Regions from separate parts of the Mus musculus genome. Here region 1 is linked to region 2. Evidence: chromatin loops called from intact Hi-C (ENCODE). Cell type or tissue: gastrocnemius. All regions are shown on one strand. Each heading gives the region's core, and the rest is flanking DNA. Links, peaks and the distances in the headings are about the cores only.

Region 1 (12,456 bases), core at 2,238-10,237, 80 kb after region 2:
TAAATCCATGGATGATCTGTGTCACGACTTCATATCTTCTTCCTGGCTAATAGTGCAGTGTACAGATATGCTGCCTTTTGCATATCCGATCAGTTAAACATTAAGGTTATTTTTCATTGTCTTTTGAAGCCCACACTTTTCCATTTTGATTTTGTGAAATTCATTTAGTTGGTTTGACGGTTCTGTTTTATTTTGTTTTGTTTTTCTTTTTTAAATGTTTTTAATTTATTTTGCTTTGGATACATGTGTCACAGCTTACATGTAGAGGTCAGAGTTTGTGTTCCCATACAGGTTCTCTGAACCAAACTCAGGTCAGGTTGGTGACAGGTGTCTTTACCCTGTGTTGTCTTGATAATGGCCTGATCTGCGGAATTTAAAAAATTAATTATGAAAAAAAGAAAACAAAAGTTGTGTGGTGGTGATACACACCTTTAATCCCAGCACTTGGGAGACAGAGGCAGGCAAATCTCTGAGTTTGAGGCCAGCCTGGTCTACAGAGTGAGTTCCAGGACAGCCAGGGCTACACAGAGAAACCCTGTCTCGGAAACCCGATGATGATGATGATGATGATGATGATGGTGGTGGTGGTGGTGGTGGTGGTGATGATGATGATGATGGTGATACATTTATAGTTGAGAAAGATTATCTGGCCACAGATGAGAAAGCCAAGGGCTGACTAGGCTGGGCTGGGAGGACGAGGAATGGAGAGACATTTAGATGACTAGGAGTTGGGCCCAGTAGGGTTTGCTGAGTATTGATTTGTTATTGGGGACTGCAGAAGGAGCTATTCATTGCCTGTACAGACCTAGGCCTGAATGACTGTAAAGGTGGTTGTGCTGTTTCCTGAGAAAGCACATAGAATCCAAACATGAGGAGAGCTATCTGGGAGCAGGAACAATCTTCAGACACTCACCAAGGCTTTCTTCTGCTCCTGTCCCTACAGTCACTGACCTCATGTTGATGGCTGCTCAGCTTCTAGGCCAAAGTGCCTCCTGTGTCAAGACCTGTGCTTCTCTTTGCCCCTCCTTCCCTTTAGAAACAGTAAAAATGTATCTAATAGTAATGTCCTGATGTACATTCTGAGTTTTATAAAGTTAAACTTGATTGGAGGAGGCACTGTTGCAAAGGGTCGGAGAGGACTAGCCCGAGGGTTCAGTGGTTAGGAGCACTGGCTGCTCTTCCAGAAGACCTGGGTTCAATTCCCAGCACCCACATGGCCCTTAAAACTGTCTGTAACTTCAGTTCTCAGAGGTCTGAGAACTTTCTAGCCTCTGTGGGTTGTAGGCATGCTCATGGTACATAGACATATATACAGGTTAAATACTCTTCCATATAAAAATGAAATAATTTTTAAAGAAGAGAAAGGGGTAGGAAAAACTTGTAACTTCTTTGTTCCCTGTTCTAATTTTTTTTTTAGTTTAGTTTAGGTTTTTTTTTTTTTTTTTTTTTTTAGTTTTTAGTATTCAAAATTACTTAATGGACATTATAATAACCAAATTTAGTAAAGTGGTCAACTCCTCTGGCTGGACATGGCAAGGCCCTGGACTCATCATTGATGCTGCCAAAACAAAGCCTCCGAGCTGACATCTGGACACAAGAAGCAGCAGTTTTACGAGCCAGACCTCCTCCTCTGGGCTGCACCTCCTCCATGTGCTCATTTCTGATAGAACTCTTGACACAACTTCAATGTTACTAGAATTTATTGCAGTGACCTAGCTCTAATCCTGTCCTGCTCTGTAATTTGTGTACGATTATTTGAATAGAATATGAAATGATTTCTCAAAGGCAGAGTCATTTTTCAAGATGCTGTCTTTGCCATCAGAACCTACTAAACCCAGCTGTAAACTAAAATATTTAGACTCCATTTTCAACTCACACCATGCTTTTACTCTTAATGTAATGGATTTTTGCTTCCTTATGTATTGGTGATAATGTTATATTGGCCATAGGTTTGTTTCCTTATCTGCTTTATTCTACATTCTCTGTCCTGGGGCCAGTTTGAGCTATGATAAGGGCTTGATTCATAGTTGATCTCCAGCTTGATGTCCATAGTGCTAGTTCATCATGATAAACTAAAGGAGACTGTATGGATTCATGTTACAAAAATCATTATTCTACGTAATCCAGTCACCCAGTTCTAACGCCATCACGGCCAGTTATTTATACCTGTCTCTCCTGTGGGAGAGATTACAGATAAGTATATGGCAACACAACCTTCTCTCGTCTCCACCCAGGCTTCCACTCTCTTTTACTCCACTATTGAGAATCAATGACAAACCTAACTGGAGCCCCTTCCAAGATGGCTCTCTCTGGGTAGTGTTTCATATGGCTAATTCATTGAGAAAATAGAGACCAGGGCCTTTACAGCTGGGTCAGTATAAAGGTAATGCTAGGTGTGGCCCTCTCCCAGAAGGGTCAGTGGATGCCATCATGAGATAGTGTCAAAACTCCACTGCTTCATGGCTTTCCCACACTGAGATTAAGGAGCACTCCTCAAAATATTTCCTATGTGCACATGTCCTTCTCCAAGGAAACTGACCTGCAACAGAACTTTTCCCCCAAGTTCAAAAATGTCCCAGAGCTTGGAGGAAGTGGTGACATTTGCTAAGATTCCAGCCTGGTCTGACCACAGCTTACTAGGTCGCTACCTGGGTTTAGTCGTTGTTGGTGAATCAGGGAGGACTCTTGATGTCCTCTTACTGAGAAATCGTGGTGATCTGTTTGAATCTGACTAAATAGTTAGTTTTCAAAGATGAAAGATGCTTGCAGAGCTTGGGAGTGACTTCTGTTTTTCAAAAGACTCACCAAAAACCAAGTTTGGATGTCTGAAAGTGGAATTCCCAAATTAGAAAAACTAAACTCAAAGTTTGCATTGCTAGGCAGCAGAAAGGCTAGGATCACAAAAAGGGCATTTTAGAACTCCGGTGGTCATAAATACAGGGCTTTGTTCTCTGCTGTTTGGTTGCTGAATTTTCTAAAATTCTTTATTTGTGTTTGTGTGTGGATATGGCACTTGTGTGAATGTACCTGTGGAGGCCAGAATAGGGCATCAGATCATTGGAGCTGGAGTTGCCACCCAATGTGGGTTCTGGGAACCAAAATCAGGTCCTTTGGAAGAACTGTATGTGCTCTGGGCCATGTCTCCAGCCCACATTCTTCTTTTAAAATAATTTCCCTATATATGTTTGTTAATTTATAAAACAAACATAATCTGAAAATAATAACGTTGTCCCTATGAGATGAAATGGTAAAACTACTCTTTTAAAAAAACTAAGTTTTTTGACTGAGTGTAGTGGCACAGGCCTTTAATCCCTGCCCTTTGGAGGTAGAGGCAAGTGGGTCTGCCAGGTCTAAATAGTGAGCTCCAGGACAGCCAGGACTATGTAGATATGGAGCAAGATATGATTTGTAGGCTCATCAGCTCTGACTCTCTGTACTTCTGTCCCCTCCCCATGCATGCCACCCCTTGGTGTTCATGATCATGAGGTATAGGAAATAAAACCAGAGTCTCTGAGGGTCATCAGTCTCAGATGCACTCAGAGACCTCATTCAGGATGCTTGGCCACTTTCCTCATGATAGTGCCCAGTTTTACTCTGTGCCCTTAGTATTCCCTGCTAGTCCTGTGCATGTTTCTGGGTTCCAGGTGACATGCTTCTGCCTGAGGAGTCCAGCCATGAGCCCATAAGACTCAAAGTTTACCTTCCAAGGCTGCCTTTCAGACAGTAGCTTTCTAAAATCTAAAATGTAGGGCTTCAGGGCTGGAGAGAGGACTCAGCGGTTAAGCTCTTCCAGAATACCTGGGTTTGGTTCCCAGCACCTACAAGTGCACCACAACCATCTGTAAATCTTTTAAAAAAGACAAAAAAATAGAATGTGTCTCAACTTTTAAAAAAGTCATTTTCTATGTATTATGAAGTAATCGTGATAAGATAGAAGACTTTCCACCAGCCAACTCTCATGGTTAAATAGACCTATATTTACTGTGATTCACATTATTATGTCTTTTTTGTTGTTGTTGTCTCTCTGTGTAGCCCTGGCTGTCCTGGAACTCACTTTGTAGACCAGGCTGGCCTCGAACTCAGAAATCCGCCTGCCTCTGCCTCCCAAGTGCTGGGATTAAAGGCGTGCGCCACCACGCCCGGCACATTATTATGTCTTACTTATGCATAAGACATAAGGCTATTCTGGAAGAAGGAAGTAGTTTTTATTGAGTGGTTACTATATAAGGCAAAGTTAAACTGTACCAGTCACTAATAAACTGTAAATACATTATTTCATTAAACCTCCATTGTTCAAATAAGGAAACTGAGGCAAAGGAATTAAAAGAATACAAGGTTCAGCTATGTATGGTGCGGCATGCTGTAGTCCCGGGACTAGGGGCTGAGGCAGAACTTCAGTTTTGAGTACTTAACCAGCTTAAGTTACATAAAGAGACTCTTTCCAAATAGCAATCTTAAAGTAAAGTAAAATAAAATAAAATAAAATAAAACCCCACAAATCTTGATTTGGTAGAACTGGAGTTTAAATCTTGGCATTTAGTTTCAGATTCTGTGCCCTTCGCCATTTTGGTATACTTCCGCAGCTTTAGTTTTGACAGCAGCCTGCAGTGGTATGTATGCACAGTGCAGAGCCGCAGGCTTTTGTAACTGAAGTATGACTTTTAGCTCGGGCTAAATGATGTTTGTTGGTCCTGAGGTTGTTCCTCATATTCTCATCCATCCATCCATCCATTCACCTGTCCCACCTACCAAGTGGAAAACATCACAGGATCGCCTTGTACTGTTTTACTCATCCATTCATCACATGCACATTAAGTCCTTTCTCCATGCCTAGCACTGTGCATGTGCAGAGAGAGGGTTCTGTGTACTGTTGTGAATAAAGTCGACCAGATCCCTATTCCTATAGCGTCCCCAGCCAGAACTGCAACTGGGAAAAAAAATTAGATGCAAAGTCCCCACACTTAAAAAAATTAGAAAGAAATCTATTGCATATCAAGTTTATGTTGCCTGGAAAATACCTACCTATTTATTAATGTCAGTTAAATTGCTAAAGAAAAGGGGCAGTGTTTATTGTAGCATTTTTAAAATAATAATAAAGTGGGGTTTACAGGCAGTGGATTTCCAGTATATGGTAATTAAAATAATGTAGTGCCAACTAGTAGATGGCTCAGTGGATGATTCTATGTACTAGACAATGCTTATTATACTATTTTAACATAATTTTAAATGCAGATTGATACATATTACAACAGGTTATTTGTATGTGTGGTAGATGCATTTTCACATGTATGTGGGCATGTGTAACTATGAGGACCAGAATTTGAATCCCTAGCACCCAGGTAAATGCGGGGTAAAATGATAGCTTGCCTATAATCTTAGTACTCAAGAGGTAAAGACAGGAACTTCCCATAGCAAACCAACTAGCTAGACTAGCTGAATAAAAAATTTCTGAGTTCAAGTGAGAGATCTTACCTCCGTATCTATCATGGAGAGTGATCAAGGAAGACACTGATGTCAAACTGACCACCATTCATTTGTACAAACACATGCACCCACACACTTGCCCACATACATGTGAAGATACATGCACACACACACATAATCTGCTGTAATATGTATCCATCTGCATGTACTAACATTTAAAATTATGTTGAAATAGCATAATAAGTATTGTCAGTATAAGACAAAGGCATATTACACCCTGCAGTGTAATACTTCCAAATCACCACACACATACAACCAGTTGTGTAAAGTTTTATAATACCTGTTCAAGCCTATATATTATCAAGTACTTATACACATATGTAATAAGCATGGGAAACTCTTCATGGAATAACCGCACACCAACTTTAAAACAATGTCTGTTACTTGCTGAAATGGAAAGAAAAGTTGAGGCATTAACACATTTTATTGAATTAAAAGATTCGGCAAATATGGAAAAATTTGTTAAGCTCAAGTGCATCATTATCTTGTTTCTATGTGTGTAATTAAAGTTGAGCAGGTAAAATTAATGGGAGTATTTTCTGTTTCCAGAACATTCAGATTTTTATGTTACACGTTTTATTCTTCCAAAGAAGGTTGAGATCTGTCTGTGGCTCAGGCTGCAGGAATATTGAATCTCACCAGCAGAGGGCGCTGCTCTGCAGAGAATGTGAAGAGTGGCCAGGTTTTCATGCTTCCCTGTTCTGCCCTGGGAAGGGAAAGAGTTGCCTGTACTAGGAGGCCCTTGCTTTCTGCTTATAAAAAGGGGCACAGAATCCAGGCCTTTGGACACATTGTGCATCTTTTAACATTTATAGCCTTGGCTGTGCCCAGACTAAAAACAGCAAGGAGTGGCGTACGCCAGGGCATCCAGCAAGTCTTCTACCGACCTGTGAGAGTGGTTTTTTGTTTTTGTTTTTGTTTTTTTTTCCTGTTAAACTGACACAATATTCCTTTTTCTCTAGATGGAGAAAGATTATTCGTACCTGAAAGAAGTCTGTGATCATCAAGCAGAACAGCTGAGCAGAACCAGCCTAAAATTACAAGAGAAAGCTTCAGAAAGTGACGCAGAAATCAAAGACATGAAAGAGACCATATTTGAATTGGAAGACCAGGTGGAGCAGCATCGCGCCGTCAAGTTACACAATAACCAGCTCATCAGTGAGCTGGAAGGTAAGTGGCGTCAGCCTGAAAAGGGTGCGGCGACAAAGGGGTTTCTAAGGATGTTTGGTGGCCAGGGTGTCAGAAGAGCCTGTCTTGTGAGCCCTGTATCAACTCCCTAAGAGAACTTAAAAAACAAGCATTAATCTCTGAGAAGACCACAACTCTTGAAAGAGGCAGTGCATTTGGGAAGGGTTAGATGTACCTACCTGTGCAGCTTCCTGCAGCCTCCACCTCTAGACAACCAAGCCGTCTTTGAATTCTGCTGTGACTGTGGGAGGCGTTTTCCCCTACGGATGGCCTTCAGGGTTTGAGAGTAAATTATTTACTGCCTTTGTATCAACAGTGTGTTGCCTGCACTGTCTGATGGATGAGATCTACTCAGAGTGAAGCAAACCATTGTGCCTGTGGTCAAGTCCAGCGTGTTCCCATTGGTGGCAGGATTTGGGAATCTCTCACAGATGTTAGCTGCTTGGTTTCCAAAGACACATCAGTATATGGCTTTAGGAACTCACTCCCTTGAATGGGGAAAGACATTTTTTTAAGAGATTTAAACTTCCTTTATTTTGTCTAAATCAACCTTATCAAATATCACACCTAGTTAGTTTTGCTTTTGTAACAAAAGACTTTAAAAAACAAAGATTTGTAGGGCACTAGTTACTACAAAGATGAGCTTAGTTGCCTGAGAAGTTTTCTGTCATGTACAGCCAGCCTTGGTACTCACAGATTCTGCATTCCTGAATTTACCAATTCACCAGCTCACTAGAATATACTTGTATCCCTAGATTGGTGCTTACAACACCTTCCTGGTTTGGGAAAAATGGAAAGAGGTGAAAAGTCAGAGGAAAGTCAGGAAAACCTCTGTTCTTCGCAGAGATTAAGCTCAAGAACCCTCTACTTTCTGGTCTGAATTATGATGCTGTGTACAAGGATCTCTTTTTTCTTTAAAAATATTTGTTTTTTACCTTTTATTTATTTTGGCTGTGGAGGTGGGAGGACAGCTGTGGGTATTGGTTCTTTCCTTCTACCACACGGTTCCCAGGGATCAAACTCAGTCGCCAGGCTTGATAGTATGTGTTTTACCCACTGAGCTAGCTCTCCAACCTGCAAGTGGGTTTTTTAAAACATAACAATCCTATTTAAAAACAAAAGAAAACACTCTTGTACTTTTTTTCATGGTTTTTATTTGAAATGCTCCCAGATACGATGCTGAAGTGCTGTCTACTGTCCCTAGGTGCAGAAGGCTGTGATGGTATCTATAGAAATAGGTGTGTTAGATAACATTGGTCAGGCCTGAGCTTTCGTGATGGTGAACATGAGTTCAGTGTCAGACAGCAGTCCAGGATATCCACACAGAGGAGACGGTCGTTCTTCCATCCTAACACTAGGCTTCTTTGATGCGCTGGGGAAATGCCGGTTATGCACAGTGACACATCTTCACTGATGTTGAAGCTATGAAAAGGATGGGAAAGCAAGGAACTTTAGAGATTCATGGAATGAAGATCTGTAGTTGACAGTGTCCTGGACAATAGTGTCACAATGCCAGAGACAAAACGAATTCGCTGTAACCTAGCCCAGGGCCAGCAGAACTGTCATTCATTATACACTGATTAGGCATAAGGGAAAGGATGCTTGCAGGCAAGAAAGGTTGCATAGATCAGAAAGCTACAGAAAATTGTTTAAAATACCAATTCAGTATTGCAAAAAGTAGAGAGGGAAAAAAAAGGCATCCTGATGCATATGGAACAGGGATTCTGGTGTGCAAATAGCATTTTAGATGGTGAAAACTGTGACCAGAAGCCTATAGGAATCCAACACTGTTTCCGTGGGGAGCAACAGTTCAGTATTCCTTGTTGATTGAGCACAGTGGTTTCTATGAGGGGAGCTGATTGTGTGCTCTGTGGCTGGATTAATTGACTAATACCAGAGTGACAGTGCCCGTTGTTCGTTGCCTTTGTCATGGACTGTAGAGCAGTGACACTCAGTGTCACCCAGGTTCAATAGCACTTCTTGAGAATGCAATTAAATATCTGGCCATGGCCTGTCTCCAAACATAGCACCCTCTTTGTAAAGAACAAGGTCAAAGGGGACAAGCCCTGTTTTGTTTTGCTTTGTGATTTAGCACAGTGGAGGTTGTATTGTCCCTAAATCTCTAAAAATCAGCCCAGACACACCAAGAAAACAAGTGTATAATTAATGTCCAGAGCAAATTTCAGGCCTGAATCTAGTGATTATATCATAATATATCTGAGACTGAAAATAACACAGACCGTCTTCTGAGAAGCTCTTAAACTCCTGACAGAGATATTAAGGTATTATTAAAGTATATTTGTGTCAGGAAGACAGCGACACTCAAAACCAGCCTTAGATTAATCCCTTCCTGCCATGAACTTCTTGAAAGACAAACAAAACAAGAAGAAATAAAGGAGGGGGCTTCTTACTCTGTGACATTGACCCTAAACGAAAATCCCCAGTCCCCACAAGCTGAGTCAGAACAACCTCTGGGGCAGGATGTAACTGTGCATTCTAACCTTCCCTGGGGATTTGATTCATATCCTCCCCAACCTCCCCTCCCCTCCCCTCCTCTCCCCTCCTCTCCCCTCCTCTCCCCTCCTCTCCCCTCCCCTCCCCTCCCTTCCTCTCCTCTCCTCTCCTTCCTCACTTCCTTTTTTTTTTTTTTTTTTTTTTTTGACAAAGTCACTTTGTGACTCAGGTACTAGGATTAAAAGTATGTACCACTATGCCTGATTTGATTCATATCCTTAATAGACAACTACTAGGAATTTTTGCTTGGTGATTAACATATTGATACTTAAATCTAAATGGCTCTGGTTGCAATGTAGAGAGAACTGGAGGCAGGAAGAACAAGGGACAGAATTGGTTCTTAATTAGGAAGAGGTGGGTGTGCCACCTTGGAGTTGTTCTAATCTATGAGGGCCCAGATCCTGGCTGTTGTCAGGGATTCTGGGCCCGAGGGTCTAGAGTTTATGCCTACATATCTGCCATACATGGTTCTCAGAGTTACCTGTGGCTAAGAGTGGTGATCCTAGAGGCTAGTTTCAAAGTCACAGGAGTAATAATCAGGAGAATCTCCTTTTACACCAAAGCCATCTGTATCTCAATAATAAAGACTGTCAGGAAGGTTGTGTGACTGGCAGGGAGGCCCAAGGCAGGGGTGTACTTCCCATGACTGTTGAAGCCTCCTCCCATAGGGCTGCAGGAGAGCTGTACAACTGACCTTCTGGGTTATAGCCTAAGTAAGGACCACTGTCATGCCATCTGGTTTCCTCTTGGACGACTGCTTCTAGTTCTGTCTTTAGAGTCCTTACAACATAACTTACTGTAGTGGGATGGGTTTTTAAGCCTGCTGTCTCAGCTCACCTTGTGCAGGAGCCTTTCATCTTTGTAACTCTGTCTAACTCATTTCCTTTTAGGCAGTGTGATCAAGCTGGAGGAGCAGAAGTCAGACCTAGAGCGGCAGTTAAAGACGCTAACAAAACAGATAAAGGTAAGCCGCAGACCAGGAGTCTCCTCTACCATCTTACTGGGCAGTACTCCTGTCTTAGGTTGGAGATGTTGGGAAGGTACTGTTACACTCTCCAGCCAGCTTTTCCCAGAACATCTCCAACATACATTTTTTTTTTTCTGGCAGGAAATGAAACTAAAGCAATCATTCAATTTTTAGTTACAAAGAACTCTTTGCCATCAAGGAGTTACCTCTTGTGTCTCTTTCAAGTAGTGAGGCACCATTAAAGCCAAGTCTTTCTGCTTAAGCTTCCTAATGACTGATTCTTCAGGAACTAAGCTTCAGAAACCCCTACATAGAGACCCCAGCACACTTACCTAGTGTCTGAGGTAACGTGGAGTCTGTCCTTTTCAGGAGGAAACAGAAGAATGGAGGCGATTCCAGGCAGACTTACAGACTGCAGTGGTAGTGGCCAACGACATCAAGTGTGAGGCTCAGCAGGAGCTGCGCACTGTGAAGAGGAGGTTGCTGGAGGAGGAAGAGAAAAATGCCAGGCTGCAGAAGGAGCTGGGAGACATACAGGGGCACAGCAGGTGGGTCACAGGAAGAGCCACACTTCTGTGAATCAAATGGGCACATAGTCAGTGCTTTGCTTCTTGTGAAGGAAAAAAATCTAGCCAACTGTTCTCATATGTTTAAAGAAGGGGCACCTGATAGACTTTAGTATTCATCAGCATAGGGAGAACACACTCATAAATAATAACTTGCCAAAGTCTCTACATCAGAAAAAGCTAAAATGACTTCATGGAGGAAAACTGCCATCAGATAAAGGAGCCATTCCTACCAGCCCAGGAATGTGCTTCGTGATTTCTGATCTCATGGGCTAGTTCAGAAAGGTAGAGGCACAAGGATAGACGCAAGTGTGAGACCAGCAAGGTCTAAATAGGGAGTCCAAGCTACCTTGCATCCCTGCTGTAAACAAAAACAAAGAAACAACAAAAGTCGTGTGTCTGCTGGATCCAGTGGTGCCTGATACCTGTAATCCCAGCTCTTAGAAGACAGGCAGGAAAGCTAGGAGTTCAAGTTATCCTGAGATCCATAGTGAGTTCACCAAGCTTTATTCCCAGCCCCCATCCCAGGTGCCTCACAATACATTTGCCCAATCACGTTTAAGAACGTGTTCCTAAAGCAAACTTGAAGTTGATTGGTATGGAAAATTCAAGCTGGAGAGATGGCTTAGCAGTTAAGAATGCCGGCTGCCCTCTTCAGAGGACCCAGGTTTGATTGCTAGCCAACTACATGGTGGATGACAGCCATCTGTAACTCCAGTCCCAGGGGAGATCTGATACACTCTTCTGGCCTCAGAGGGTGCCAGGCATGCATGCAGACTAAATACTCATACCCATAAGATCAATGAAATTTAAAACTGAAGTAGGATTTACAGATTTACAGATTATCTACAGCATTTTTGGCATTCGGTAATGTGGTATCTTCGCCTAATGGGAGCTTTGAGAATTCTGAGTGTTCAGAAATTATTTTGAATTTCTAAATGTTTTCAAATATAAAATACTGTCTTTTAAAGTCAAATTTAGTGGGTTCTCAATGTAAGTTTATGGAAGTTGCCTTAATCTCTGTGTTCCGGGATTAGAGGCGCTGCTTGCTGATTTGTTCCTGAGCCTTAGGGTCTGACCAGTGGTTATGGGTTTTACAGCATTGGAAAGCTAGATTCTTCTCACAATTCTCTTTTTTAGAAGTCTTTTATATTGTCTATCAAATCAGTTACAGTTATGGCCTGTTCCTTTGTTTGGCTCGAGAAGGATTCATGCAGTCTTGGAAAGTCATGACCATTATTTCATAGTCCAACTTTATTTTCTGGACACCAAAGAACACGATGATTCTGGGGTTTTTTTTTGTTGTTGCTGTTTTGTTTTGTTTTGTTTTGTTTTGTTTTGTTTTGTGTTAGTCAGAAGGGGAGTAGGAAATGAAGGTTTCTGATGTCCCCTACTGAGATGATCACAGGGTCCTCTATTTGCCTTTGTGCCTGCTATCATTGTCTGTCTGCCGTGCTTCCACATTCTATGCCTTTGGAAGAGGAACCAAACCATAACTTGCATTACTTGCTACTTGCATTATTTTAAAAATTATTGTTTTATAAAAGGCAGGCTCTACATTTCTGTGGTGACTGTGCATAGATTATTGTACAAGATGCTGCGTTTCCTGCATAGGTTCACAGATCCCTGCTGAAACTCCGAGGTAATGGGACACCTTCACCTGTGTCCTGAAAGTGTAGGGCTCTGTGTGCTACATTCTGTCTCCTTCATTTTTCTTTTAAAAGCATGTGCCAATTT
Region 2 (12,456 bases), core at 2,633-10,632:
GGACTTCAGAAAATCGAACAACCCCATTAAAAAATGGGGCTCAGAACTGAACAAAGAATTCTCACCTGAGGAATACTGAATGGCAGAGAAGCACCTGAAAAAATGTTTAACATCCTTAATCATCAGGGAAATGCAAATCAAAACAACCCTGAGATTCCACCTCACACCAGTCAGAATGGCTAAGATCAAAAATTCAGGTGACAGCAGATGCTGGCGTGGATGTGGAGAAAGAGGAACACTCCTCCATTGTTGGTGGGATTGCAGGCTTGTACAACCACTCTGGAAATCAGTCTGGCGGTTCCTCAGAAAATTGGACATAGTACTACCGGAGGATCCAGCAATACCTCTCCTCGGCATTTATCCAGAAGATGCCCCAACTGGTAAGAAGGACACATGTTCCACTATGTTCATAGCAGCCTTATTTATAATAGCCAGAAGCTGGAAAGAACCCAGATGCCCCTCAACAGAGGAATGGATACAGAAAATGTGGTACATCTACACAATGGAGTACTACTCAGCTATTAAAAAGAATGAATTTATGAAATTCCTAGCCAAATGGATGGACCTGGAGGGCATCATCCTGAGTGAGGTAACACATTCACAAAGGAACTCACACAATATGTACTCACTGATAAGTGGATATTAGCCCCAAACCTAGGATTCCCAAGATATAAGGTACAATTTGCTAAACACATGAAACTCAAGAAGAATGAAGACTGAAGTATGGACACTATGCCCCTCCTTAGAATTGGGAACAAAACACCCATGGAAGGAGTTACAGAGACAAAGTTTGGAGCTGAGATGAAAGGATGGACCATGTAGAGACTGCCATATCCAGGGATCCACCCCATAATCAGCATCCAAACGCTGACACCATTGCATACCCTAGCAAGATTTTATTGAAAGGACCCAGATGTAGCTATCTCTTCTGAAACTATGCCGGGGCCTAGCAAACACAGAAGTGGATGCTCACAGTCAGCTAATGGATGGATCACAGGGCTCCCAATGGAGGAGCTAGAGAAAGAACCCAAGGAGCTAAAGGGATCTGCAACCCTATAGGTGGAACAACATTATGAACTAACCAGTACCCCGGAGCTCTTGACTCTAGCTGCATATGTATCAAAAGATGGCCTAATCGGCCATCACTGGAAAGAGAGGCCCATTGGACACGTAAACTTTGTATGCCCCAGTACAGGGGAACGCCAGGGCCAAAAAGGGGGAGTGGGTGGGTATGGGGGACTTTTGGTATAGCATTGGAAATGTAAATGAGCTAAATATCTAATAAAAAATGGAAAAAAAAAAAAGAAAGTGTCCCACAGACATGCACACAGGCCAATTGAAGGTCCCTCTCCCAAGTGTGTCATATTGACAACTGGAATGAACCAATCTAGTCTACTTGGCAAGTCCTAGGCCAATGAGACCGTTCATCAGAAACGAGGTGTACAGTGGTTATTCTCTGACCTCTACATGCATGTGCACACTCGTGTACAAACATGAACATGTACGCAGAATAGCAGCTAGAGAGATGCTCTGAGTCTCAATAGAGACTTTGGACTTTTGGACTGTTAAGACTTTGGGCCTCAATGTGGTGAGCACATACGTGAAGGGTTGGTTATACTGTGTAGCACCAGGTGACTCTTGCTCAAGCTGGAGGGCCCTCTTTCTGTCTTAAGTGCAGGAATTTGATGGAGTCATCTGAGATTTTTTTCTCCTTCACGTGTTCTAGTCTAGTTAGGTTTTATAGGCTTAAAATGGATTGATCAGTGTTACTACTATATCAGAGGTCATGTTAGCCCCCTAACTTATTCACTGAAGGCAGAGTGTAGCTCCATGCTATCAGGGGCTGAGCTAAGTGCCTTTTCCCTTTGCGTAGTCTCTGTTATTCTACCTAAACTACTGGCCCTGGTGGGCATTGAGTTCCTCACCGTGTCTGCCCTCTCAGCTTCTCTCCCACTTTTCTCTAGCTCAAGAGGGCCAGCAGCGAGGACACACTCAACAAACCTGGAAGTGCCTCTTCAGGGGTGGCGAGACTGAAGAAGACCTCAACCTCCGGAGCCATCTCTGAGCTCACTGAGAGCCGCCTGAGGAGCAACACAGGTAGGAGGAACCTCCCCGGCCAGCTTGTTTTGTAGAAGCTCTTTTTGACTCATGATCCCTCCTCTGATCGCCCTGGCCTGGAGCTGCTCTGGGGGCATAGTCTTTTCCTGCAGAGTCTGTATACTGGGGAGGCAGGCAGAAAAACAGAAAAGCATCGGTTTGCCCTGTCACCCCAGGAGTCCATTTGTCACCGGTGTGTGTTCGTGTGTTCGTGTGTGTGTGTGTGTGTGTGTGTGTGTGTGTGTGTGTGTGTGGCCATCTTGGGTGCTGGCAATGATGGCAGTGGATCGTGGAAAGGCCCAAGATGAAGAACAGCCAAGGTCCTCCTTAACCATGATGCGTGTAAGCGAGTGCTACACTTTCTGCCTTTGACACATGTCACAAAAATATCACATTCCAAAGATGTATTTTAACTTATTCTTCCTTCAGGAAGTTTAATGTGAGGACTGAATGTGGCTTTGGTTGTAAGAAGGGCCCATATTTCTGTATAATGACTTAGCTGTTTTAAAGACTGAATTCATATTAAATACAACAAATGAAAGTAAGCTTATCTTCACCGAGTAATCCTGTGTTCCCGAAGTTCAACAGATGCCACTAAAAGTAAGTAATTAATTAAAAAGTAACGCCAGCCTTGTTCTCAAAATTAATACCAAAACAAGACATTAAAATGTTAGCAAATGCTGTCCAAAAAAGTTTAAAAGGGCAGTAGCAGACAGCAAAACCGAGCGGATTTGTGCCATCTAAGAATGAATGAATGAGGGTCTTGGGAGATGGCTCAGTGGTTAAGTGTTTGCTGCTCTTCCAGAGGACCAGGTTCAGTTCTCAGCACCCACGCCGTGGCTCACAGCTATCTGTAACTCTAGGATCCAACACTCTCTCCTGACCTCCATGGGCACCGCCCACATGTGATGCACAAACATACATGTCGGCAAAACATGCATATACATAAGATACAATTCAATCTTTTTTAAAGATGAGCCAATGAATGATTGTTATCATTTTATAATCTGCCAGGCATATCATAGGCCAAAGAAAAGCCATATGGTCATCTCGATAGATATGGGAGATGGAGCTGTCAGATTTAGCCACCATCCTGATTTAATAACAAACTCTTGATAGACCATTGGACAGGATGCGTGTGGGGGAGCACTTCTAGCAAAGAAGTATGTGTCTTGCTGCATGTGACAACACACACCTGTGGTCCCTGATGCTCAGACAGGGGTGTCTCCTGAGTTCACAGGTTCAAGCCTAGTTAGGTAAGACAGAGACTTCACACCAAAAACAAATAAACTGCACTCAGAAAATGTGGCAGGAGGATCAGGAGCTCAGAGCCAGCCAGGGTTACATGGTGCCTTGTCTGAAAGAAAAAAATGAATAGTTCTTTGATCAGTGACTGGTTAGAAAATATAATGTTGGAAGAAATGATCTCATGTAAGAAAGGATGGAAGGTGGCACACTGAGCAATAAATTTAGTTATTTAAGAGCCTGCACATTTAAGAGAAGTCTAACACCCCTTTGAAGAGCACAACTATGTCCTTGTGAATAAAGGCAAGGACATGCGTGGGTTTGGGATAGGAAGTTAAATATAGTAAAGACTAAATTCAGTAGTGCCACGTATTAAATGCAATAAGGGTGTCTCATGATTTCATCAATTCATTTGCATCCTAACTAACATATCAGTGTGGAACTGGGAGCAGCCAACAAGCAGCCAACAAGCACCAGGCCTGGCTGAGGAATTTAGGTTGTCCTGACTAGGAGGCTACACTTCCACCTAGTGGATAGAGGGCAGAGATGCTGCTAATCGGAGAATGTACAGGACAGCCAGAGTGTCCTGACTGACTGGGTAGGTCTCTGCTGGGATCTAGCAACATCCCAGGGAAGTTCTGAGGAAGAGCAATTCAAAGACTAACCACAGTAAGCAGAGGCAATACTGTGGAGCCATGGTGGGCAGCCAGGATCCACGAGCATATTTGGTACAGGGTAAATAAAGGTGGTTTGTGGCAAGTTGGAGCCTGTGGGTGTGGCTCAGGGTCAAGCTTTAGTTCAGCAGGTAAGAGGCCCTGAGTTCAATCCCCAGCACTGAAGAAAGGCCAAATAGAGGAAGTTAAGTTAAAACTGGATTACCCTGAAAAGTAAAACTGGATCTCATCTCATTCTTCTTACAAAAATAAGTCACAGGGATGTGGGAGAGTACAATGCTTACCGTGCAAGCATGAAGACCTGAGTTCTGTGCCTAGTGCCCATGTGTGAAGCCAAATGAGGCAGTGCTTGCTTGTCACCTCAGCACTGGGGAAGTGGAGACAGGTGGATTCCCAGGGCCTGCTGACCAGCCAGCCTGCCAAGTGGTGAGTCCTGGGTTCAATGAGAGACCTGTGTCAAAAAAACAAAAAACACAAACAAAAATAAACCAAAAAAAAAAAAAAAAAAGTGGAGGGCGATCACAGAAGACATTCAGTGCTTCATGTGGCTTCCATAGCAACACTCCTCACCTGTACGCCCATCTGTACGTGCACACACATGCAATCACACATGCACATGAATACCACAAGCACATTTGTAGACATAATACAAGTTCTGAAAATAAGGCATCAGAGAGTTAACCTGTGGTGGGGATAAAGGAGATGAAGAGTGGCTTCCATCATTAAAAAGCTGCAGAGTGCTAGAGAGATGGCTCAGCAGTTAAGAACACTTGCCATCTCAGAAGATCTGGGCTCAGCCCCCAGCACCCATGTGACAGTGCCCAGCCATCTGTAACTCCAGGCCCAAAGGGTTTGACAGGTTCTCTTGTCCTCCACAGGCACCAGGCACTCCTATGTATGAAGGTGAACACTCATACACATAAAATAAAAAAAATACTTTTGAAAGATGCTAAAGAGATTATTTACAATATATGCAAGTTTGTAAAGACTATTCAAACCCATAAAGAAAACTGCAGAACAATGTGTAGCTCATATAAAAAAGAAGTGGCTATTCCACAGAAAAATAGTAAACTTCCCTTGTAGTTGAGGAGCTACTAGTCAGAACAATAACTCTCTCTATGGCGCACCCTGGTGAGAAAATCCCAAACAGGTAACCCTTGCGACCATGACTATGGGTACAGAGAGCAGGTACACTGCTTATGACAGTTTGGACAGCTTGGCAGCACCTGAGGCTTGTTGGTTTGGCTGGCCAGTGAGGCCCTGGGATCCTCCTGCCTCTGTGTGCCCAGTGAGCACTATTTATATGCATTACAGGCTTGGCCTGCTATCCCTGCCTTTCTTACATGGATTCTGAGGACTGAAACAGGTCCTCATGTTTGTGTGGCAAGCCCTTTACAGGTTTAGCCCTTGATCTGTCCTCCTAACCCGTAACGTTTTCCATTTGTATTAGTACGTATTTGACTCAGCACATTACAGATGCTCAGGCTGGATCCCAATGCTCTTCAGGTGCTGTGTTTGCTCTAGGACTGACCTACACCCCAGCCCGTCTACTGCTTATATTCAACATGAGTGCTGTGTGTGTGTGTGTGTGTGTGTGTGTGTGTGTGTGTGTGTGAGAGAGAGAGAGAGAGAGAGAGAGAGAGATCGTCTTACATGCTGGCAAGACGTAATGCAATTCTCTGGAAATTCATCTGTGAATTCTAGGAAATTAAGGAAATGCTGCCAGCATGTAGATAATCTCTAAAAGTTAGGCAAGCTTGTAACTTACATAGAGGCTCATGGGAAGGTGTCTTAATGCCATTTACTCTTAGGGTACAGACTTTTGACTTGTTTGCTCTGATGCATAGAAGGTAGTACTGTTGTTGTTGTTGTTTTCTTTCAAGTATAGTAGTTTATCTCCTGGTTAATTTTTTATTTTTAAACTATATATATACATATATATGTATGTGTATATATGTGTGTATGTATGTATATATACATACATGTATGTGTGTGTGTGTGTATGATACTGCAATGACTAATATTCATGATCAAATGTGACTGGATTGGAATAATGTAGGAGACACCTAGATGAAGTGGGGTCTTGGACTGAATGAAAAAAGATAAAAGGAGAAAGCAAGCAGAATGCCAAGCGAGCAGAATGCCAGCATTCATCCCTCCACTTCCTGAATGCAACATGTCCACCCACACTTCCATGAGCGTGCCTTCCTGCCCCGAGGGACTGTACCCTCAAGCCATGAGTGGAATTAATTCTTCCTTCCTTAAGTTGCTCCTTGCTGGGCTTGTCACAGGGACAAGGAAAGCCCCTAGGACAGGTGCAGAGACAGTTTATATGTATCCTGTGTGAGTAGATCTGGTCATTGGCCTATTACCTGCCCTGCCCACCATTTCTTTGTTTAGATTTGCCTTGCACTGTGATTCTAAACCTATAACTAGCCAGTATCACATCTCAGGCCCCTCTGCACGCTCAGTCTGAACCTCACCAACTCAGTGATTGACACATGGTAGGCAGGATGGGAGTTGCTTCCATAAGCGTAGGGTGGGAGGCTCATATCTTTTCTTTTTCATTTTTCAAAGACGGTGCCCAGTTTCCCCTGTTCCCTATAGTACTGCTAGAGTTTGCTTCAACAAGAACAATCAATGGAGCACCTACTAGGTCTGGCCCACCACCTGCAGCCCTGCTCCCTGCTCCCCTGCCATCTGCTCCCCTGCCTGCCTCCCCTCCCAATGGTCTCTCAGACCTGTTGATACTTCTTCCTCAGGCAGACTTAGGGCTCTGGTCTGAACTATCACATGTCCACCTTGAGCACTCACTTTTGGACTTTATGTTGTGGATCTGAGTGTGTTAGATCTTCTTCCTCTTATCCCTGAAGTGCCCTTTATATGTGTGTGTTCTCCCCAAAATGTGAGCTGCAGAGTAAGGAACTTTTAGAGTCCTTGTGCCAAGAGCTACCTCTCAAGTCAACAGGACTCAGGGAAGCGACTGCTGTGGTAGACGAGAGCCACCAGGTGGCAGCCTTGTCCAAAATACTGATAAGCTGGAGTCTTGGTTCTATGGGGAGCTGCTACCTTCAGAAATAATGATTCTTTAATCAACAAATATGTCTGAACACTTACTCCATATTCAGCACGGTTCTGGGGAAAGGGTACCAGGACAAAGATCTCTGTCTCCATTAAGCTACCCGAGCTTCTGAGAACATGATCAAGGGAGACAGTAGGCTGGGAAGGACCACCGTGGCAGGGTTGACAGTTTGGGGCAATGGCCTGTGCCCACCAGTGTCTGGCACAGTCTGGGAGCAGAAAGAAGGGGCTACAGAAGAACCAGCGGCAGAGCAGGCAGGCATGGGTGACTTCTGCAGGATCCTCTGGAATAGGGACAGCCCCCGAGTTCATGCCCTAAGAAATCCTTCGGCTGCTTTTTGAGAGTAGACAGGTGGACTGGGAAGACCAGATGGCTAGCTGCTGTCATAAACGAGGAAACAGTCATTACAGCCTGGGCTAGGCTGGGAGCTGGAACAGCAGGCAGGCTCTGGGTATATTTTGAAGAGTAAAGCCAACCAGCCTAGTAATGCCCTGATCTTCTTTACTGTGCACATAAACACACATAAAATTCTCTCTTTTAGACATTTTTAAAAATGGCATATCTTATTCCTTTATTTCATGAATGTGTGCGTGCATTTCTCGTAGTTCACACGTTGAGGTTAGAGGACAGACATGGGGGTCAGTTCTCTTCCCACGTGGGTTCTGGTGTGTGAACTCAGGTTGTCAGGTTTGGTGGCTAGTGCGGTTAGCTGCTGGTCCTCTTTTAGCTAGTTTTTGTTGTTGTTGTTTTTGTTTTTCGAGACAGGGTTTCTCTGTGTAGCCCTGGCTGTCCTGGAACTCACTCTGTAGACCAGGCTGGCCTCGAACTCAGAAATACGCCTGCCTCTGCCTCTCAAGTGCTGGGATTAAAGGTATGCGCCACCACACCTGGCTCTCTTTTAGCTATTTTTAAGAATGTAGCCCACTCCCTTCACAGATGCCATTGTGGTTGTTTTGTTTTTTGCTGTGCTTTGCAGACACTGGACGTACATTCTGCTACCCAGCTCCCTTACAGCCCTACGTGTGAATGTAGAGATCCCACACACATCCACATTGCCACACAAGCCTTCACGCCATCTTTTTCCAAACCGCTTCATCTTAGAGAACTGAAGCCCTGTGCTCAGCCAACACCCAGCCCACCCAGCCCCTACAACTCTTATTCTGGGTCTGTCTTTGTACCTGGTTCCTCAGCATAGACCACAGTGTGTGCTGAGGCTGGCTTCTTTCATTCCATAAGATGTCCTCACCAGTATCCATGTTGCCACATGTGCCAGCATTTCCTGTTTTTTTAAAGCCAGATTTTATTGTGGTGTATGTTCTTACCACATCCCCTCACTTTCTTCCTCTTGGCTGTTATGAATTGCACTGCTGTGGTCCTATCTCCTGGCAGCTTATATGATCCACATGGGGTCAGATTGTTGCTTATGGTAGTAGCAATGGGACCCTGAGGGATGGGATGTGTGTATGCATGGCCAGGAAGGTCCTGTGGCCATGTAATGGATGACTGAGAACTGGTTCTCATGTACTTGGGGAGCTCATGGAGATGACGCCACACATCATACATGGAGGGCTGACAGGAAAGAATCCTACCATTTTTAACTGACACCAGTGCTTTCTAAAAGTTAAATAGGAATTAAGCTTAAGCACTGCTTTGATCCAGCTACACTCCACTGCTCATGGAATCTTAGACATCTTAGTTTTGTTATTGAGTGCAAAGTTGTGATTCCAAAGTCACAATAGGCACACCTTTAATCCTGGCACTCAGAGGCAGCTCTGGTCTCTGCAAGTTCTAACCTACCTACTCTGCATAGTGAGCTCTTGGCCAGCCAGCAAGGGCTACATACTTTTTATTTTTTAAGGCCGTTTCCAAGAAGGTATCTGTGACTTCACAGGACACATAGCCATCATTCTGTAGTGAACTGGCTCTGACCTATGATGCCCGTCCTTGCTAACAGAGGAGAGGTCTAGCCTGTGCTCCAGCTAGGTGCTGGCCCCTCCCCCATAGTATATAGCTATACTCAGCATTCCTCAGGAATGAAGAGAAAGAGGTTCAGGCAGACTTGATAGCTCTCCCAGACTAAGATCCAGAGCCGGATCCTGGACTCCTTCCTGCTGCAGGCTTCACTGCAGTGTGGGACCCCCATTTCTTCCCTCTGTTATAGACCTACTGTTTCCCATGCCGACACTGCTTACTGTGTGCTGTCTCCGGTTTTTCTTTACTGTAGTTCTATGAGGCAGTACCATCTCATCCCTCAGGCCAGAAGACAGATCAGAAAGGCAGATAGGAGCCAACTGTCTCCATCCACATCCAGGAAATGCTGGGACCAAGCCACAGAGGCTTAGAGGAAACTAGGGTATGGTGGCTTGTGGGAGCAGGTGTAGGAAAAAAAATGGTGGTGGTGGTGTTGGGGGTGACAGCCAATAGGATGGGATAGGGAGCTAGACCCTGGAACACTCCCACAGGAAGAGTGCCCGAGGCAAGGAAGTCAGCAGTTAAGAGTTTGGCTGAGGTCAGCTGTGGATAACAGGAAGAGGGGGAACCAGGCCCTGCTACAGGAATGTGAAAAATGGAAGAGATCTATCCCCTCAGCAGCCAGAAGAGAGGGTGGGATAGAGGAAGATCACCGGCCACATGTGCCTCAACTGCTGTGGTAAAGGTGGTGGGAGAGTTACACAGGCCTCAGCTCAGATATGAGCTCAGCTGGAGGCCATGCCCTCAGAATGAGTTCATTCTGAGCTCCAAGGAGCCCTGGTGTAGGATTGAGCGAGAGGGTGGGGCAGGTCAAAGGTCAGAGTCCATCTGGAAAGTCAGCAAGATAGCAGGGTTAAGAATGAGTTCGTTGTTTTCACACTTCAGAAAGACCGCTTAATCATGAATGAATACGCTTTTGTAGTAAAAGACCCATTTCAAATTTAAATTCAAATTCATTTTCCTATGCTTAATGTGTCTTCAAATTATGAAAAGTACACTTAACAGGATCTAGAATTCTTGTGACAGGATCTAAAATCACCTAGGAGACAAGACACACCCTTGAGGCATTCCTAGGTTTACCTCTAGGCTTTAGTGAGTATCTTGATCTGGCTAACCGAGGTGGGCAGACTCACCCTAAGAGTAGGCGGTACTATCCCTGGGCTCTGGTTCTGGTCTGCTTGAAAAGGGGGAAACCACTGAATACAAGCATTCATCACTCTCTGCTTCTCTTTATTGCTTTTTAAAATTTTTATTTATTTAATCTGTCTCTGTCTAATCAATCTCTGGGGTGTTTGTGCCTGTATGTATATGCACGAACACACTTGCGTGTGTGTAGTGGTCAGAAGAAGGCCATCGGGTGTCCTTTTCTGTCACTCCTTATTCTTTTGAAGCAGGGTCTCTCCCTGAGCTAGCCTGTGTTATGATCTAAGCAATGGACACCATAAAGTCACACCACGTGTCAGATCTTATGTGGGAGGTTTATTGGGGAGAGGTTGTACAGAGGCTCCTCTGGGCAAGGGTGGAGGGAAGAAGACAGTGAAGAGGAGGAGGAAGCACTGGCCTGTTATAAGGGGATGTGGCTCATTTGCAGGGGAGGATGTGAGGCTCGCAGCAACCGTAGGAAGGTGTCACATCTTGACTGTTAGTCATGATGCTAGTGATGATGCACCCTGCTGTCACTGGGTCCCTCGGGGTGTTATACATAACAGCCTAGAACCCAACAACCCTCAGCACCTTCCTGAATCTGCCCCACTTGGAGCTGGAGTACAGGCATGGGTGGGGTGCCTGGCTTGTTAATGGGTGCTGGGATCCAAACTTCAATCCTCAGGACTTGGGGCAAGCACTCCTAACTGCTGAGCTGTCTTTCCAGTTCAGTACTTTGCTTCTTCTCTGCAGATACAATGAGATCAGCTGGCTTCTCCAGCTCCTGCTACCATGGCTTCACTGACATTGTTATACACCGCGTTGCAACTCAGTCTCCTCCCACAATCCCTAACCCACTCGTCTATCTTCTGTCCCTATGTGTAAGCTGTTATAGCTTTTCTGAGGTCATGCTATGTATGTCCTTCTGTGATATATCTCTTGACATGTGTCTTCGAGGTCCATCCAACCTGTAACCTATGTCAGGATATCCTTTCTTAATCTTAAAGAGGGAGGGGACATCCATAGGCCCTTACTTGTATTGTTCTTAGCCAGCTTTGGCCATTTCCCATGCATGGTTGTCTTAGTTAGGGTAACCATTGCTCTGAAGAGACACCATGACAAGGCAACTCTTATAAAGGCAAACATTTAATTGGCGCTGGCTTAGAGTTTCAGAAGTCCAATCCATTCTTATCATGGCAGGCATGGCGCTGAAGTAGGTGAGAATTCAACACCTTGTTCTGAAGGCAAACAGGAGAAGATTGGCTTCTAAGCAGCTAGGAAGATGGTCTCTCAAAGCCCACCCCTACAGTGACACACTTCCTCCAACAAGGCCCCCTCCTAATAGTGCCATTTTCTGGGCCAAGCATATTCAAACCATCACAATAGTCCTCCATGAAGTGTAGTCAAAAGCAAAGGAATCCTGCATGACTCTCGGCAGGTGCTTCATATAGAGGCTTCACCCTGTAGCTCAGTTTCTTTCTGCATGGTGGACATTTTGTAAAAGCATCCTTTAATGTCCTGAAGTGAAATTGATGAGTCTATAAATGTGGCTGAAAAAAAAATTAATGCCTTACCTGAACTATAGAAGAGAAAGAATAGGAAACCAGATCCTAATGAAGTAGCATTGTGGATGAGCAGCAGGCCCCTGGCTCCCTCAGAAGGAGGGGAATGCCTACACACTGTATAGACTCTGTCAGAAGAAACTGCTGCACATGAGACTGACAGCACCAGCCAGCAAGCCGCGCTAAGCAGTGCTGCAGGAGGGCATTCTGAACTACCAAGAACAGGTGGGTAACTTCCTTTGAGGGGAGGATAGTTCCATGTTCCATTTTGAGGTGATTCAGGGTAATCGTGTTCTGCAAAGCTGCTCCTGTGTCTCTATGTAGAGCAACTAGAGTATCATCTCCATCATTAAAAATAGTCTCCCTCCCTCAGGGAAACAGGACAGGGCTGAGGTGTGGCACACTCTAGCTCTTGCCAGCTTACTTTATTTATAATGTTCTGATCAGTAATTAAATGTTCTAGTGAAATGGACCATGGTTAAGGGATTTCAGATGGCTTAGTAGGTTGTAGACCTGATGGAAATAATTTTCTAGCTCATTTTCATTGTTTTTAATCAGTAGAGAACACGTTTTATTTTTATTTTATTTATTTTAAAAAAACACTTTTTTTGGACAGGGTCTTAGCATGTAGCCTTGGCTGACCCGGAACCCACTACGTGGCACTGGCTGGAACTTGCCACCA

What was found. A loop is a pair of places that touch in the nucleus more often than their neighbours do. Peaks named below come from ENCODE experiments on the same cell type or tissue, not always from the same donor. Only the 100,000 strongest peaks of a DNase experiment are listed, where the experiment ranks them.
Region 1: it touches region 2 in a loop (9-fold over the local background); 30 of 42 quality-filtered maps call a loop at or near these places.

Annotation. Positions count from the first base shown.
Region 1 is chr11:62,121,754-62,134,209 of GRCm38, forward strand. It overlaps Specc1 (sperm antigen with calponin homology and coiled-coil domains 1), which reads left to right. Exons shown (of 15, transcript NM_001281818.1): 5 at 6,447-6,654; 6 at 10,077-10,150; 7 at 10,523-10,701. Gm39985 (a long non-coding RNA gene) reads right to left here. Exons shown (of 3, transcript XR_879913.2): 2 at 10,486-10,726; 3 at 7,810-8,094. Among named protein-coding and RNA genes, the nearest start is that of Gm39985, 18 kb to the right of the region's middle. In gastrocnemius, for the core only: a CTCF peak has its summit at 6,120 (motif pointing right); a DNase peak (open chromatin) is centred at 6,139.
Region 2 is chr11:62,040,979-62,053,434 of GRCm38, forward strand. Specc1 (sperm antigen with calponin homology and coiled-coil domains 1) reads left to right here. Exons shown (of 15, transcript NM_001281818.1): 3 at 1,965-2,097. Gm39988 (a long non-coding RNA gene) reads right to left here and starts at 9,446. Exons shown (of 5, transcript XR_003949695.1): 1 at 9,291-9,446; 2 at 8,277-8,377; 3 at 4,301-4,467. In gastrocnemius, for the core only: CTCF peaks have their summits at 3,877 (motif pointing left) and 7,013 (motif pointing right); DNase peaks (open chromatin) are centred at 3,853, 7,023 and 7,283.